4 separate regions of the Homo sapiens genome follow, and all the other regions are linked to region 1. The links are chromatin contacts, found by Hi-C or POLR2A ChIA-PET in ENCODE. All regions are on one chromosome and are shown on one strand. Each heading gives the region's core, a stretch centred on a gene start or an enhancer-like site at or near the end of the contact. The rest is flanking DNA. Distances are from core to core; before and after follow the strand shown. Region 1 holds the start of RABEP2 (rabaptin, RAB GTPase binding effector protein 2). Region 2 holds the start of CORO1A-AS1 (CORO1A antisense RNA 1). Region 3 holds the start of ZNF768 (zinc finger protein 768). Region 4 holds the start of TMEM219 (transmembrane protein 219).

The links. Hi-C counts contacts between places; a loop is a spot of excess contacts on that map. ChIA-PET counts read pairs that join two places held with the same protein, here RNA polymerase II (POLR2A). Pooled maps may share reads with other maps.
Region 2: a loop to region 1 is called in a pooled map, with 11 times the contacts of the local background. The contact joins the promoter of CORO1A-AS1 here to the promoter of RABEP2 in region 1. A Hi-C loop is called at or near these places in 2 of 50 pooled maps. POLR2A ChIA-PET finds 5 or more read pairs at or near these places in 2 of 52 experiments (Caco-2 and activated B cell).
Region 3: a loop to region 1 is called in a pooled map, with 8 times the contacts of the local background. The contact joins the promoter of ZNF768 here to the promoter of RABEP2 in region 1. A Hi-C loop is called at or near these places in 1 of 37 single-sample maps with no recorded cell type and 2 of 50 pooled maps. POLR2A ChIA-PET finds 5 or more read pairs at or near these places in 1 of 52 experiments (HEK293T).
Region 4: a pooled map shows a loop between it and region 1 (5-fold over the local background). The contact joins the promoter of TMEM219 here to the promoter of RABEP2 in region 1. A Hi-C loop is called at or near these places in 5 of 50 pooled maps.

The regions. Positions count from the first base shown.
Region 1 is chr16:28,923,574-28,926,990 of GRCh38, forward strand. RABEP2 (rabaptin, RAB GTPase binding effector protein 2) reads right to left here and starts at 1,665. Exons shown (of 13, transcript NM_024816.3): 1 at 1,530-1,665; 2 at 830-1,042. The coding sequence starts at 1,590. RefSeq lists enhancers at 797-886, 917-1,146, 2,125-2,708 and silencers at 1,307-1,526, 1,557-1,906.
Region 2 is chr16:30,183,538-30,186,875 of GRCh38, forward strand. It overlaps CORO1A-AS1 (CORO1A antisense RNA 1), which reads right to left and starts at 1,251. Exons shown (of 2, transcript NR_186359.1): 1 at 967-1,251; 2 at 1-234. It overlaps CORO1A (coronin 1A), which reads left to right and starts at 65. Exons shown (of 11, transcript NM_007074.4): 1 at 65-188; 2 at 1,672-1,870; 3 at 3,061-3,183; 4 at 3,279-3,338. The coding sequence starts at 1,673. RefSeq lists silencers at 1-357, 388-497, 1,868-1,967 and enhancers at 346-886, 887-1,428, 1,429-1,968, 1,969-2,510, 2,398-2,547 and 2 more.
Region 3 is chr16:30,525,283-30,528,352 of GRCh38, forward strand. ZNF768 (zinc finger protein 768) reads right to left here and starts at 1,284. Exons shown (of 2, transcript NM_024671.4): 1 at 1,044-1,284; 2 at 1-769. The coding sequence starts at 1,131. RefSeq lists enhancers at 730-789, 2,370-2,669 and silencers at 990-1,039, 1,060-1,379, 1,470-2,299.
Region 4 is chr16:29,960,297-29,963,464 of GRCh38, forward strand. It overlaps TMEM219 (transmembrane protein 219), which reads left to right and starts at 1,783. Exons shown (of 6, transcript NM_001083613.2): 1 at 1,783-1,836; 2 at 2,811-3,012; 3 at 3,104-3,168. The coding sequence starts at 2,848. RefSeq lists an enhancer at 1,156-1,265 and a silencer at 1,616-2,065.

The DNA.
Region 1 (3,417 bases), core at 415-2,914:
AGTAAGTTGTACAAGGATGTGTCTACATTGCACAGGCAGGTGGATCCTGAAATGTGGGAAATACAGCCCCAGAGAAGTCTCCAGCCACCAGCAGCTGTTAGAAAGGGAAATCGCATGTTGGGAAGGGAATTTTAGGAAGTTTACTCTGGAAGCCAATGTCAAGGCCACACTATAGAGGAAGATCTGTGAGAAGGTTGGGACAAAAGTCCAGGAGAGAGTTGACGAGAGCCCCACCGCAGCAGGGGCATAGCAGCGGGGGCAGCTCTGACATCTGTTTCAGAGTCTCTGGCTTCTGCTAGAGGAAGGAGAGTAGAAAACAGGATCAGCAGCTGGGGCGTCTGGGGCCAGAGGACCAAGTACAAAGAACGTGGGGCGGAGGTGGGGAAGCTGGTGCATGGCGTGGGGTGGAGGGGGGAGTGTCTGGGGAAGGCTAGAGAGCAGAGCATTAGACTCACAGAGACTGGGCCAGGGCTGATTCTATTTCCCAGAAGTCCAGACTAAAATGAGGTTGGTTTGGGGAACTGAGAAGTTTCTCGCCCATCTTCAGGGTTGATCAATCATCAGTGAGGGACAAGAAATGACATGGGACAAGGCAACAGATAGAAGCTGGGAGCTAAACTTAGCTATAACTGACAGAGCTGCTGCTATCACATGGAGGGCCTCTATGCAAATTTTAAAAGGGCGGCCCTTCCTCTGGGCCATAGGCATGCCCTGTGCCAGGCAGCCCTGCTAACCTATCCCATAGCTTATCTGTGCCCCCAATCCCTTTCTCGTCATGCACTCCCCAGTATGGGGTTGATGGGGAGTCTAGGTGAGTCCCGCGTCTCACCTTTCAGGATGGCCTGCAGCGAGGCCACCTCCTCTTGGCACTGCCGCTGCACCGCAGCCACAGCCTCGGCCTTCGTGCTCTCGCTCACCTCTGCCACAGCCTTCATGGTTTCCATTTCTGCCAGGGCGCCTGCCAGCTCAGCCCGAAGCCGGCTGAGCTCACCTGACTCGGCCTCACCATTTGCCCCTTCCTGGGACCGGGAGTCCTCCAGTGCTGTGGGGGACAGGGATCAGCCTCTCTTCCCATCTCTTACCCCAGGCCACCTACCGGCTTAGCAAGTCCTGCAACCTAGTACTGTTGCCTTCATCTGGGGCCTCCTTCACCTGGGCCCGCCCGGCTCACCTGGCCCCGCCCCTGCCCCGCCCCCTTCCCACTCGCTCTGCCGGGTGCTGCCTACACTCCATCTCTTCGCGGTGGCCAGTTTCACTCAGTCCTCTCTTCGGTCCCACCTGGCCCCGCCCTCCTAGTGGCCGCGCCCCTTCCTCACCGGGCCCCACTTCGCACCTGTCACTGGCCCTACCCCTTCAATGGCCGGGCCACGCCCCCTTTTGCCTGTGGCTGTAGGCCCCGCCCCCTTTCCCGACGGCGTGGCCCCGCCCCTTCCTCCATCATCCCTCTCCACCCCCCATCCGCAGGTGGCTGGCTCGGCCCCGCCCCCAGCATCACCGTTCCCCGCTTGCACGGACGCCCCCTCACGTACCAGCCCCCGGCCGCCGCCGCCGCTCATCGTCGTCCGCGGCCACCGGCGCAGCTGCCGCCATTGCCTCAGCGCAAACGGCGGATTCCCGCACTCCCTGGTGACGGAGCGCACCGCTTCCGGGTCCTCTCGGCTGTTTCCGGATCCGCTCGGCTGTTTCCGGATCGGCCCCGGGCTGGAGGCCCCGGACGGAGGATGGGGGGATTGCCGAGCCTCGGCCGAAGATTCCCGAGTCGGCCCCCGGCCCCGGCCCCGGCCCCGCCCCGGCTCTTCTTGGCTGGGTCGCGCGGTTCGGGAGGACGCCTGCCTTTCAAGCCCGGAAGAGGATCCTTAAGAGGTCTTGCCCGGCGTCTCTCCGTGACCTTGGAAGCCCTGCTCCAATTATGCCTCCTCCGGGACACCGGCCTGCGGAGAGCTCCCCCTCGCTCCCTCGCTGCCCCTGCCCGGAGCCAGCCTTTGATCGGCTCCGGCCGCCCTTCCGCCCGAGCCTGGCTTGCGTTACCGCGAATTGTGGCGGGGCCCTCCCTGCACCTCCGCCCTCTTGGAGCGTCCCTCGGGGCAGGGCCGGGTCGGCTTCATTTTTCTGAGCGCCTCGGAGTCCCCGCGTAGTTAGTCGGAGTCTGAAACTTGCACGTCCCCACCCCCATTTTGTTACTCAGCCAGTCACCGCTTCCTGCTGGCCCCCCTTTCCTCCTCCCAACGCCCTCAAATCCCTCCTCTCCTCTCCGCCTGTGTCTAGATCAGGCTCTTTATCTGTGACCTCCACCCGGACGGTGACAGGCAATTCAGATTTATGTCCAGAGCCTTGGTTCCCCTTCCCTCAAACCTTTTTTCCCTCTGTAAAGGACACGCCAGGAACCTGGAAGTCCTTGATTCTACGTGTCCTCCTGCAAGTCCCGTAAACTCTACTTCCAATGTGCTGACTATTCCAGAATGTGCCCCTTTTTCTCCATCTCCAGCGCTAACACTCCGTCCCAGCTCCCATCACTTCTCCTGAACTTCCGCAGTGTCGACTCCACCCTTTAATTAATTAATTCTCCGTAAAGCAGCTGGAGCGATTTTTGTAAAACAGATAATGCAGTTTGAAAATGGCCAAAGGTAGAACGCTTTTACACTGTTGGTGGGAATGTAAATTAGTTCAACCATTGTGGAAGACAGTGTGGTGATTCCTCAAAGACCTAGAACCAGAAATACCATTTGACCCAGAAATCCCATTACTGGGTATATACCTAAAGGAATATAAATCATTCTATTACAAAGATACATGCACGAGTATGTTCATTGAAGCACTATTCAAAATAGCAAAGACATGGACTCAACCCAAATGCCCATCAATGATAGACTGGATAAAGAAAATGTGGTACATATACACCATGGAATACTATACAGCCATAAAAAGGAACGAGATCATGTCCTTTGCAGGGACATGGATGAAGCTAGAAGCTATTATCCTCAGCAAATTAATGCAGCAACAGAAAGCTAAACATGCATGTTCTCACTTATAAGTGGGAGCTGAACAATGAGAACACATGGACACAGGGAGGGGACCAACACACATGGGGGCCTGTGGGGTGGGTGTTGGGAGGGGGGAGGGAGAGCATCAGCAAGAGTAGCTAATGCATCCTGGGCTTGATACCTAGGTGATGGGTTAATGGGTGCGGTAAACTACCATGGCAGATGTTTCCCTGTGTAACAAACCTGCACATCGTGCACATGTACCCCAGAACTTGAAATAAAGAAAATGGACAAAGGATATGAACGGATATTTCACTGCTGTCACAGGTGGCAATATGTGCATGAAAAGATGTTAAACATCATTAGCTATTTATTCGGGAAATACAAATTAAAACCACAATTGCTTTCATCACTACGCACTTCTTGGAATGGCTAA
Region 2 (3,338 bases), core at 1-2,500, 1.3 Mb after region 1:
GGCCTGGAAGAGCTCCGCCCCAAGGGGCGCGGCCACCCCGGAGGCGGGCGCACGGCTGCTTCTCATTCATTGTCTTGACAAGAGCATCTTCAGCGGGCGAGTCCCCGGCTCCTCCAGCTCCTTCCTCCTCTTCCTCCTCCTCCTCCACCTCCGGCTTTTGGGGGATCACTGTCCTCTCTCGGCAGCAGGTGAGGCTGGGCCTGGGAGGCGCGGGTGGGCCGGGGCGAGGGCCACCTGTGGGGCGGCGCGCGCGTGGGAGCCGCGGGCTGCGGGGGCGCGCGGCTGTCACCGCGACCCAGCCAGCGCCGGGGCCAGGTAGCGGGCGCAGCAGCCCGTGGGGGGACGCTGCTTGGAGTGGGGGCCGCCGGGGCCCCAGAGCGCTCTGCGGAGGCGAGGGCTAGGGACCACCGCGGCCAAGATGGAGGTGGGTGGCCGGGGGTCAGCACAGTGTCGAGGGCCCGACTCCCCACGGAATTGAGTCTCGGGGAGGGTGGGGACGAGGGCAGGGTGGGGTGAGCGGGGCAGCTGCCCTGGGCTTGGAGACAGGAAGGGGTTGAGAGCAAAACAAGAAAAGACCAAGTTCCCCTTTCCGTGGTTTCCGGGCCTGGTACCTGTGGTGGGGGAGGAGGCAGGGTGGGGCGATGGCTTCCTGTCCCCCACCTCTGGTCCGGGGCTCCCCTCTCTCCAGATACAGGCTGCTCCTCAAGACTGGGGCTCTTCACATACGCTCCTCACCGCTCTTTGGGCAGGCCGACCTAGCAGCCTCTTCGGGAGTCCTGGGGTGGCCGGGGGTGCTGGAGCCCCCAGTGAGTAGGCGAGGCTGAGGCTAGGGGCAGAGGCTCTGGGCATGGCACCCTCCAAGCGGCAGCACAGGCCCCTTCCCTGAGCAGGAAGGTGATGCGGTGGCACAAGGTCGCCCCTGGAGTTCCTTGCTCCCCACCCAGACACTGGGGGAAACCATCCTACCTGGACCTCAGAGCAGTCGGAGTGGCCTCTCCCTTCCTGTGTGCAGTTTACATGGGGGTGGAGATGGCTCTTAAGGGCACCTGCTTTTCTGAGCGGAGGCGAGAGGCAGAGGTATGGGGAGGAGGAGATACCTGGACCTGAGCCAGAGACCTGCTGGGGAAGCTATCCTGCCGCCTCACTCCCCTCAGGCAGCCCCCACGCCACTTCCTCCTGTGTCCAGCCCCATGCCAGCAGGCGAGGGAGGCCAGCTCCTGTCCCTGCCTTTAGGAAGCGCTGTGTGGGTGTGAGGGAGGTGGGCTCTGGACACGGTAACTAAGAGAGAACCCACCCTCGGAGCCATCTGGGCTGATGACGCCTGAGTCTGAACCATTAGGAAGGACGGGCTCTGCATCCATCAGCCAGTCAGTCAACAAACATGCAGTGGGGCAACACCACGCCAGGCTCTGTTGCAGAGGCTGAGGGTACAGATTGAGAGGGTGGCTCAGAGTGGCCTGGGGCCAGGGAGAAGGGGGCTTGCAGGTTAGAGGGAAGGAGAGGCTGGGGAAGGCAAGCAGGCATCAGCCACAGAGGGAAGAATAGGGAGCCCCTGGAGATGATGCTGGGACCTTAAAAGCCAGACTGAGGGGTGTCCTGGGGGAGGTGGGGACCACTGGAAGATCAGAGTTGACCTGAAGGGAGAAATGCTCTTATGCTGTGTGCCCCCAGAATGAGCCGGCAGGTGGTCCGCTCCAGCAAGTTCCGCCACGTGTTTGGACAGCCGGCCAAGGCCGACCAGTGCTATGAAGATGTGCGCGTCTCACAGACCACCTGGGACAGTGGCTTCTGTGCTGTCAACCCTAAGTTTGTGGCCCTGATCTGTGAGGCCAGCGGGGGAGGGGCCTTCCTGGTGCTGCCCCTGGGCAAGGTGAGCCCCTGGGGCCCTGGGGGGAGCAGCTCCTCCACCGGACCCATGGCTCTGTGCAGGTCCTGATTAGGTGACGGTCACCAGGCCTTCCAGGGCCTGTGTTGCCATCTGGAAAACTGAGCTGGGCCCCATGAGCCTTACACTTCCTCCAGCTCCTCTGTGCTGTGGCTGTGTGGAAACTGACGCTCAGAAGGAGCCAACACAAGATGGGTCACACCAGTGACCAGGACTACAGACAGTCCTGCAGACCCATGATCAGCCCTCCTGAGCCTCAGCCTGGGGCTTTCTCCCCATGGAAACACAGAGGGGGTTGGGATGGGGTCTGGGGGCCCTGGCAGCGTTCTCAGGGTTGGGAGGGACTCTGGCTCTGGGCCTGTCTGAGGACCTAGCAACTCTGTCCCCCAGCTCGCAGGCAGGGATGATGCAAGAGGTGCTCTCCCCCACCCGCAGCCCTGCCCTCCCCTGGAGCCTGCTGCCCCCTCCGCTGGCTGGCTGCTGCCCCGCACCCCCAGCACACTCCTGTGCTCTTTGGGGGGTAAGACAGGAAGGGGAGATGGGCCCCAAGTTGTTACCTTAAAAGGGCTGATGGAAGCAAAGAGAAGAGGAAGTGGTTGTCGGGGTGAGAGCTGGGCCCGCGCCCCACATGGCTGTCACACAGGAAGCCCTGCTGAAGCAGCTGTCCCCGGAAGAAGCCATTTCCAAACCTCTGCTCCTGCCTGGGGCCAGTTGGGACAGGCTCCCTGGCCCCTCTCCTTTTGGGAGGACCCACCCCTGCAGCCCCACCACTCACACTCGCTCTCTGGGGAGCTGCCTCCACCCCCCCAGCCCCCATACACCTGTCCTGGCTCCAGGGCCAGTTGTGCCCATGGAAGCCTCACTCGGGGAAGCTGGGGTGGGGGTGCCAACCCTAAGGGCAGAGACAGACTGAGACAGAGACCGGCGGGAACTCTGCCAGGGTCTTGCACGGCCCCCAACCTCTGCCATGCGTGGCCAGCCCTCCTGGGGTTTGCCCAGGCCATTTTGGGACTGGAACAAGAGAAGAACAACCCGCCCCCGTCCCCACCCCAGGCCCTGGTCCAGCTCCCAGGGACACCACAGCTTTCCTCTCTGGGCCTCTCTGAAGGAGGTGTGGGGAGGTTGGATTGGGTTTGGGAGGCAAAAGCACCTCCAAGGCCCTGCTGTGCCTTTAGACTGGACGTGTGGACAAGAATGCGCCCACGGTCTGTGGCCACACAGCCCCTGTGCTAGACATCGCCTGGTGCCCGCACAATGACAACGTCATTGCCAGTGGCTCCGAGGACTGCACAGTCATGGTGAGTGGTGGTGGGGACCCAGGGGCTGGGAGAGGGGCTCTAGGATGGGATCTGACATTTGGAGTCCTGAAGACTCACTGGCCCCTCCTCTGCAGGTGTGGGAGATCCCAGATGGGGGCCTGATGCTGCCCCTGCGGGAGCCCGTCGTCACCCTG
Region 3 (3,070 bases), core at 34-2,533, 1.6 Mb after region 1:
TCACCGGTGTGGATGCGCTGGTGCTGGATCAGGGTGGAGCCCCGCCCGAAGCTCTTCCCGCAGATGCCACAGATGTTAGGCCGAGGGCCCTGCCCACCCCTGGCCCGGCCACCCCGCCGACCTGGACCTCGAAGGGCTCCTGTGAGACCCAGGGGATTCTGAAGCATCTCAAACTGCGGTGTAGACAGCAGGGCCCCTGTGGGCATCTCAAAAGGTGGCCCTATGGGCAGGTCCCCTGTGGGCTGCTCCCCAAACCCCTGAGTGAAGGAGTCCAGGGGGTGAACTCCTACGGAGATATTCAAAGGACTCTTTTCCTCGGGGTTCAGAAGCATCTCCGCACCTTCCTGGAATTTGGAACTTTGAGCTTCAAATTCTGGGCTTTGGGTTTTGAGCTCAGTGTTCTGGGATTCATATCTAGAGCTCTCAGATTCATAGCCAGGGCTCCGGGGTTCATACCCGGGGCTCCGAGGTTCATAGCCAGGGCTTTGGGGTTCATACCTAGGGCTCTGGGATTCAAACTCAGGGCTCTGAGAATCTGATTCAGGGCTTCTGGGTGCAAACTCAGGGCTTGGGGGCACAAGCCCAGGGCTTCGGGACTCAAACCCCGGGCTTTCAGGCTCAAATCTGGGGCTTTGGGGTTCAAACTCTGGGCTTTGTGGCTCAAACCCAGGGCTCTGGGGTTCAAGCCCAAATGGTATCTCTTCGACTTCATAGTCCCCACTGCCTTCTTGCTGAGAAATTTCCTCTTCCTCATTCTCACTCATGTTGCCTGCAGGATGAGAGAATCCAGATCGTGTGAGACCTGGAAGGTCATTTGGTCCATTAGCAACCACACACCTCCCACCTCACATGCAGGGTCGCTGGCCCCTAGACAAGTGCTGAAATTCCCACGCCCCCCTCAGCTGACCCAAGACACCCCAGTCCCCGCCGGCCCCTCCTTCGAGTCCCAGGTGTCCCAGCCCCGGGCCCTCGCTCCCTCCCTGGAGCCACAGCCCCTTCTCCTGCGCGCAAGTCCACTCCTCGGACGGGCGCTCCCTCCTCACCTCTGAGGTACCCTTCGGGGCTCCTCATTTCGTCAGAACTCTGCACATCCTGGGGCTCGAGGCCCCACGGCAACGCCTCCCGCTCCATCCCCGCGGGCTCCCAGTGCAGCGGCGGCGGCGATGGCGGCCGATCCCGCGACCCGGCCTCGGTTGCCCCGAGCCGCGGGCCCCCGCCTCCCGCCCGCTCAGCGCCGCCCAGGGGACTCGGCGGCCCAGCCCGGGCCCCCGAGGCCGGACGTCTTGACCCCGCGCCTCTCCAGCGCGCCGGGCCCCTCCCCTGCCCGCGGCCCCGCCCCCTCCCAAGGTCTCGGCCTCCCCGTGGCCCTCACTGGCCCCCGCGCGTCGCGGCCTCGGGGATGAGGGGCTTCGCGACTACCCCGGCGGCCCCCGGCCCCCGCTCCCGCCCGAGCCCCCACCTTCTGGACCCCGGCCCCGGGCTGGGCTGCACTGTCCAACGGCCGCCCAGCACCCCCCCACCCTCCCCCGCACAGGAAGTGTCCGTCCGCGGCCAGGTCCCCCCGCCGGCTCGCGCCGCGGCCTCTCTAGGAGCCGCTGGAGGTGGAAACTCGTTGGCATTAACCCTGGGCTGGAGGGGCCCGGCCACGGGGTGGGTGAGGACCGGACGCCCCGGAGCCCGCGGGGCTACCGGGGCAGTGTGTGTGCCTATGTTCTAGGTCTCCGTCCCTCCAGAGGCCCGTCTGTCCATCTCCCGGGCCCCGCGTCGTCGGTGCGTGTGGCCAAGGGCGAGGCGACAAGCGAGACCAAGGTCAGCGAGAAGGAGCGACGCTTCCCGGCGCCAGCGGGGGCGGTGTCTCGCTCCCTCCCCTCCCGGGCCTCCGGGTCAGCTCCGGCAGCGCCTCGGGAACCGGGACGGACTCCCCTTGGCCTCGCCGAGGTCCTTGAGCCTGGGACCCCCTCCAGGAACTCCGCTCCCCGGCACCTGCGCGCGCCCGCTCCCGTTCCTCCGGCCCCCACCCAGCTCGGCTCCCCTGATCCTCCTCCTCCCTCCTCCCTCCTCGAGGGCTAGGATAGTTGCCAAGGAGACAGCCCCGCCCCGGCTCCCAGAGGCACAGCTTCTCCGCCCCAGGAAGCCCGGCGGTTGGCCGATGGGGCTCGTGCTCTAGCCGCCCCGCCTCCTCCAACCCCGCGGACGGCTGGGCGTTAATGGTCGCCAGGGAACGCCAGGCGCCTTCCTGATTGGCCGGGAGTGCTGTGGTCGGGTCCGCCTCCCCTGTCGGCCAGAAGCGCCTTCAGGAGGTAGTGGGAGGGAGGTGCCAGGCATCTCCCCTCCAGCCCGGCCTGTGCCATCAAAACTTTTCCCGCCCCCACTTAGCCTCCATTATGTTTTATGAAAGCCAGAAGATCTGAGGACAGACACCCTTCCTCCTCGTCAGCCTCACACCCCTTGCCTCTCCCCTCCACCTTCCCCAGCGCCTGAGTTTAACTCAATCCCTGGCAGCCTTAGTCCCTGTTGTTAGATTTCCTCACAGGGAGGCAGGATTCCTTCCAGGTGAGGGTGATACAAAGGAGAATTGGACTGAGAGAACCATCTGGCCTTCGAGGCATCTAACAACTCTCCAGTCTTGTCTGACTCGAATGGAGTCTTGCAGAGGAAGGGAACCTGAGAAACACTGCCTCGGGCGCAGCTTTGAATTGAGGAAGTGAGCCTGGACAGACAACTTAATATCATCCAGTTCTTGTCTTTTTTTTCTACGCTTCGTGCTGAAACAAGTTTGGCAGCGTTCTTGACAGTTAACGAGCCCGATGCCCCTGTGTGAGCAGGAGCCATGGATCGTGTTTTCTTGTCGCCTACCCAGACAAATGAAGGGAAGAGAATGTTTGGGAGGAAGGATGGCCTCTCCTTCCTGAAAAGAGGTGAGAACAAGAACTTGAAGAATGCCAAGTGGTAAAAAGTGGAGAGAAACTATCTAAATAAAGGCTTACAGGTGGGGCGCACTGGCTCATGTCTGTAATCCCAGCACTTTTGGGAGGCCAAGGCAGGTGGATCACGAGGTCAGGAGTTCAAG
Region 4 (3,168 bases), core at 533-3,032, 1.0 Mb after region 1:
TTATAGGCGCCCGGCACCATGCCTGGCTAATTTTGTACTTTTAGTAGAGATGGGGTTTCACCATGTTGGCCAGGCTGGTCTCAAACTCCTGACCTCAGGTGATCCACCCGCCTCGGCCTCCCAAAGTGCTAGGATTACAGGCTTGAGCCACCGTGCCCAGCCTGTTGTGTCCTTCGATGCACAGAAAAGACTCTTTTCTCTACTGAACGCCCACAGCACCCTTGTCAAAAATCATTTGACTAGTCAGGGCACAGTGGCTCACGCCTGTAATCCCAGCACTTTGGGAGGCCGAGGCGAGAGGACTGCTTGAGGTCAGGAGTTCGAGACATGCCTGGGCAACATGGCAAATGGCAAAACCCCGTCTCTACACACAATGCAAAAGTTAGCTGGGCATGGTGGGTGGCGTGTGACTACCGGCTGTCTCAACTACCCAGGAGGCTAAGGCGGGAGGATCTCTTGAGCCCAAGACGTCCAGACTGCAGCGAGCTTTGATTGTGCCACTGAACTCCAGCCTGGGCGATGACAGAGCAAGGCTCTGTCAAAAAAAAAAAAAAAAAAAAAAAAAAATCGGCCGGGTGTGGTGGTTCACGCTTGTAATCCCAGCACTTTGGGGGGCCGATGCGGGCAGACCACGAAGTCAAGAGATCAAGACCATCCCGGCCAACATGGTGAAACCTCGTCTCTACTAAAAATACAAAAATTAGCTGGGCGTGGTGGCGTGCGCCTGTAGTCCCAGCTACTCGGAAGGCTGAGGCAGAAGAATAGCTTGAATCCGGGAGGCGGAGGTTGCAGTGAGTCGAGATCGCGCCACTACACTCCAGCCTGGCGACAGACTGAGACCCCGTCTCAAAAAAAAAAAAAATCATTTGTATATGCGAAGGTTTTGTGCCACAAACTTTTGTGGCTGTTGATACAAACGACATGGCCTCTGCCTTAAGGAAGCCACAGTCGAATTAAATAGATTCCGTTTCAAGTAGCATCTGTCCTGTGTGCTTAGTGGGCACTGGGCCCATGTTTTCCCACATTTTACCCTTTAAGCTTCTGATCCAACCGGTGAGATAGATAGGATGATCCTCTTTAGTAGAGGGGTAAGCTTAGTCCCCTGAGAGCGCGGCTATGGCTTATGCGAGGGTACGGACAGTCAGGATTTGAACCCAAAGTTCCTGGCTCCATGTGTCATGCTACCTCCAGTCAGATGTTCTCACCTCCAAAACTTGGGCAGAAGTGAACTGAGATGCTCTCTACTGAGCAACTCTTCAGCTCCAGCATCCTATACATTAAGGAGTCACTAAAAGTCAGGGTCCACGAGAAAGGTGCAGATCGGGGTGCACAGAAGAGCGGAGTCCAAAACACCACTCCCAGCCCCAGTGGACAGAGTCCTCAAGTGGCAGCCCTGCAACTCTGAGCGGATGCCGAGTCCTCACCGGGAACCCGGGCGCGGCTGGTCTGTGCTATTGGCGCGGGTAGGGGACGCACAGCCCAAAAATGCCCGCGACAAGCTTCTGGGGCAGTTCTCGCCAGTCTCTCTGGAGGGAGCCTACGGGTTCTGCGACGTTTCTCGCACTTGCTCCCTGGCCTCGCTCCCGTTTCCACCCCTCCCACGGAGGTTTTCCTTTCTGGTGGCTCCTTCCTTGGGTGTCCCTTTGGTACGCCCCCACCCTGGCGGTGAGCTGCGAGGCTGGCGCCCGCGTGGCCACTGCGCATGCGGACCCGGCCGCGGGGCGGGGCCGCGCGAGGAGGAGGGTCGGGGACGGAAGCGCAGAGCACGGACCCCGCCCCCTCGCGGCCCCGCTCGTGACGTCGCGGGGGGCGCCGGCCTCCGCCCGGCCCCGAGGGGTAAGAGCGAGCGGCTGGCGGATCCGACGCGCGAGACCGGGAGGGGACGAGGGCGTTGCAATCGTTCGGGGCGGGGGCTTTCCGGGGAGGGGGTGCTCAGGTGCACCAGCGGCGGCGGACCCTCAGACTCTGCCCTCCCCTCCCTTTAACCCCCTTCCAGCCGGACGGGAGGCGGGGCAGGGCTGAGCATTTGTGACACCTACATTTCCGTGGCTCCCTTCTTTTCCCCCGACCCCTGTTTATCTCTTCGCCTTCCAGAAGTTCTTTTCCATCAGGCCGTCGCACCTTGCGTGGGAAGGAGCACCCCACTTGGAAGCAGGAGGCGGGGTTCAGATCTTGGCCCTACCCCTCCTGTGTTAAAGTCCGCGAGCCTCAGTTTCCCTCACAGTATTTTTTGCCTCGCCTTACCCGGTTTTGAGGATCTGTACGAGAAAGAGAAAGGAAGTGGACATTTGTTGAATTCCTGCATGGCCAAATACCACGCAGACTGCTTCATCCGCCACGTTTAATCCTTATTACTTGGTGTTCTCAGAACTCCCATTTCATGGATTCTTAAGCTCACAGAGTCAGTGAATAACAGAAAGGGATTCAGATCTAGCCGTTTAGCTGCACAGTGGAGTTCTTCTCCAGAGTCTTCCCTTGTCTGGGCTCTGGCTGGAACTATTCCTCAGCCAAATCCTCGCCCCAGAACAGTGCTTCCTGTTTCTCCAGCTGAGAAGTCTCCCTTTCAGTTTCCTTCTTCCAGCACGGAGTACACTGCTCTGCCTCCACTTAGATTACTTCAGAAATGAAATGCAGCAAATATTTATCCAGCAGTGCAGGGAGTTGAACTTTTGGAGTCGGGAACCTTGGATTCTTGTTCTGGCTCTGCCACTTACTGTGTGGCCTTGGGAAGTCCTTTGTCTTCTCTGAGCTTTCTTTTCTCTTTGCGTAAAAGCGGTGCTCTTGTCCCATTCTCCCTCCCTGTCTTCCAGCAGGCTCTCCCCGGAGGCTCAGCCCCCTCTGCTCCCCATGGGCAACTGCCAGGCAGGGCACAACCTGCACCTGTGTCTGGCCCACCACCCACCTCTGGTCTGTGCCACTTTGATCCTGCTGCTCCTTGGCCTCTCTGGCCTGGGCCTTGGCAGCTTCCTCCTCACCCACAGGACTGGCCTGCGCAGCCCTGACATCCCCCAGGTAAGTTCCCCACCCCCGTACCCGCTCTTCCTTCCAACCTAGACAGGCTTTTGCTGCTAATCTCATCTCACCCGTCTTCTTTTGCTCACAGGACTGGGTCTCTTTTTTGAGATCTTTTGGCCAGCTGACCCTGTGTCCCAGGAATGGGACAGTCAC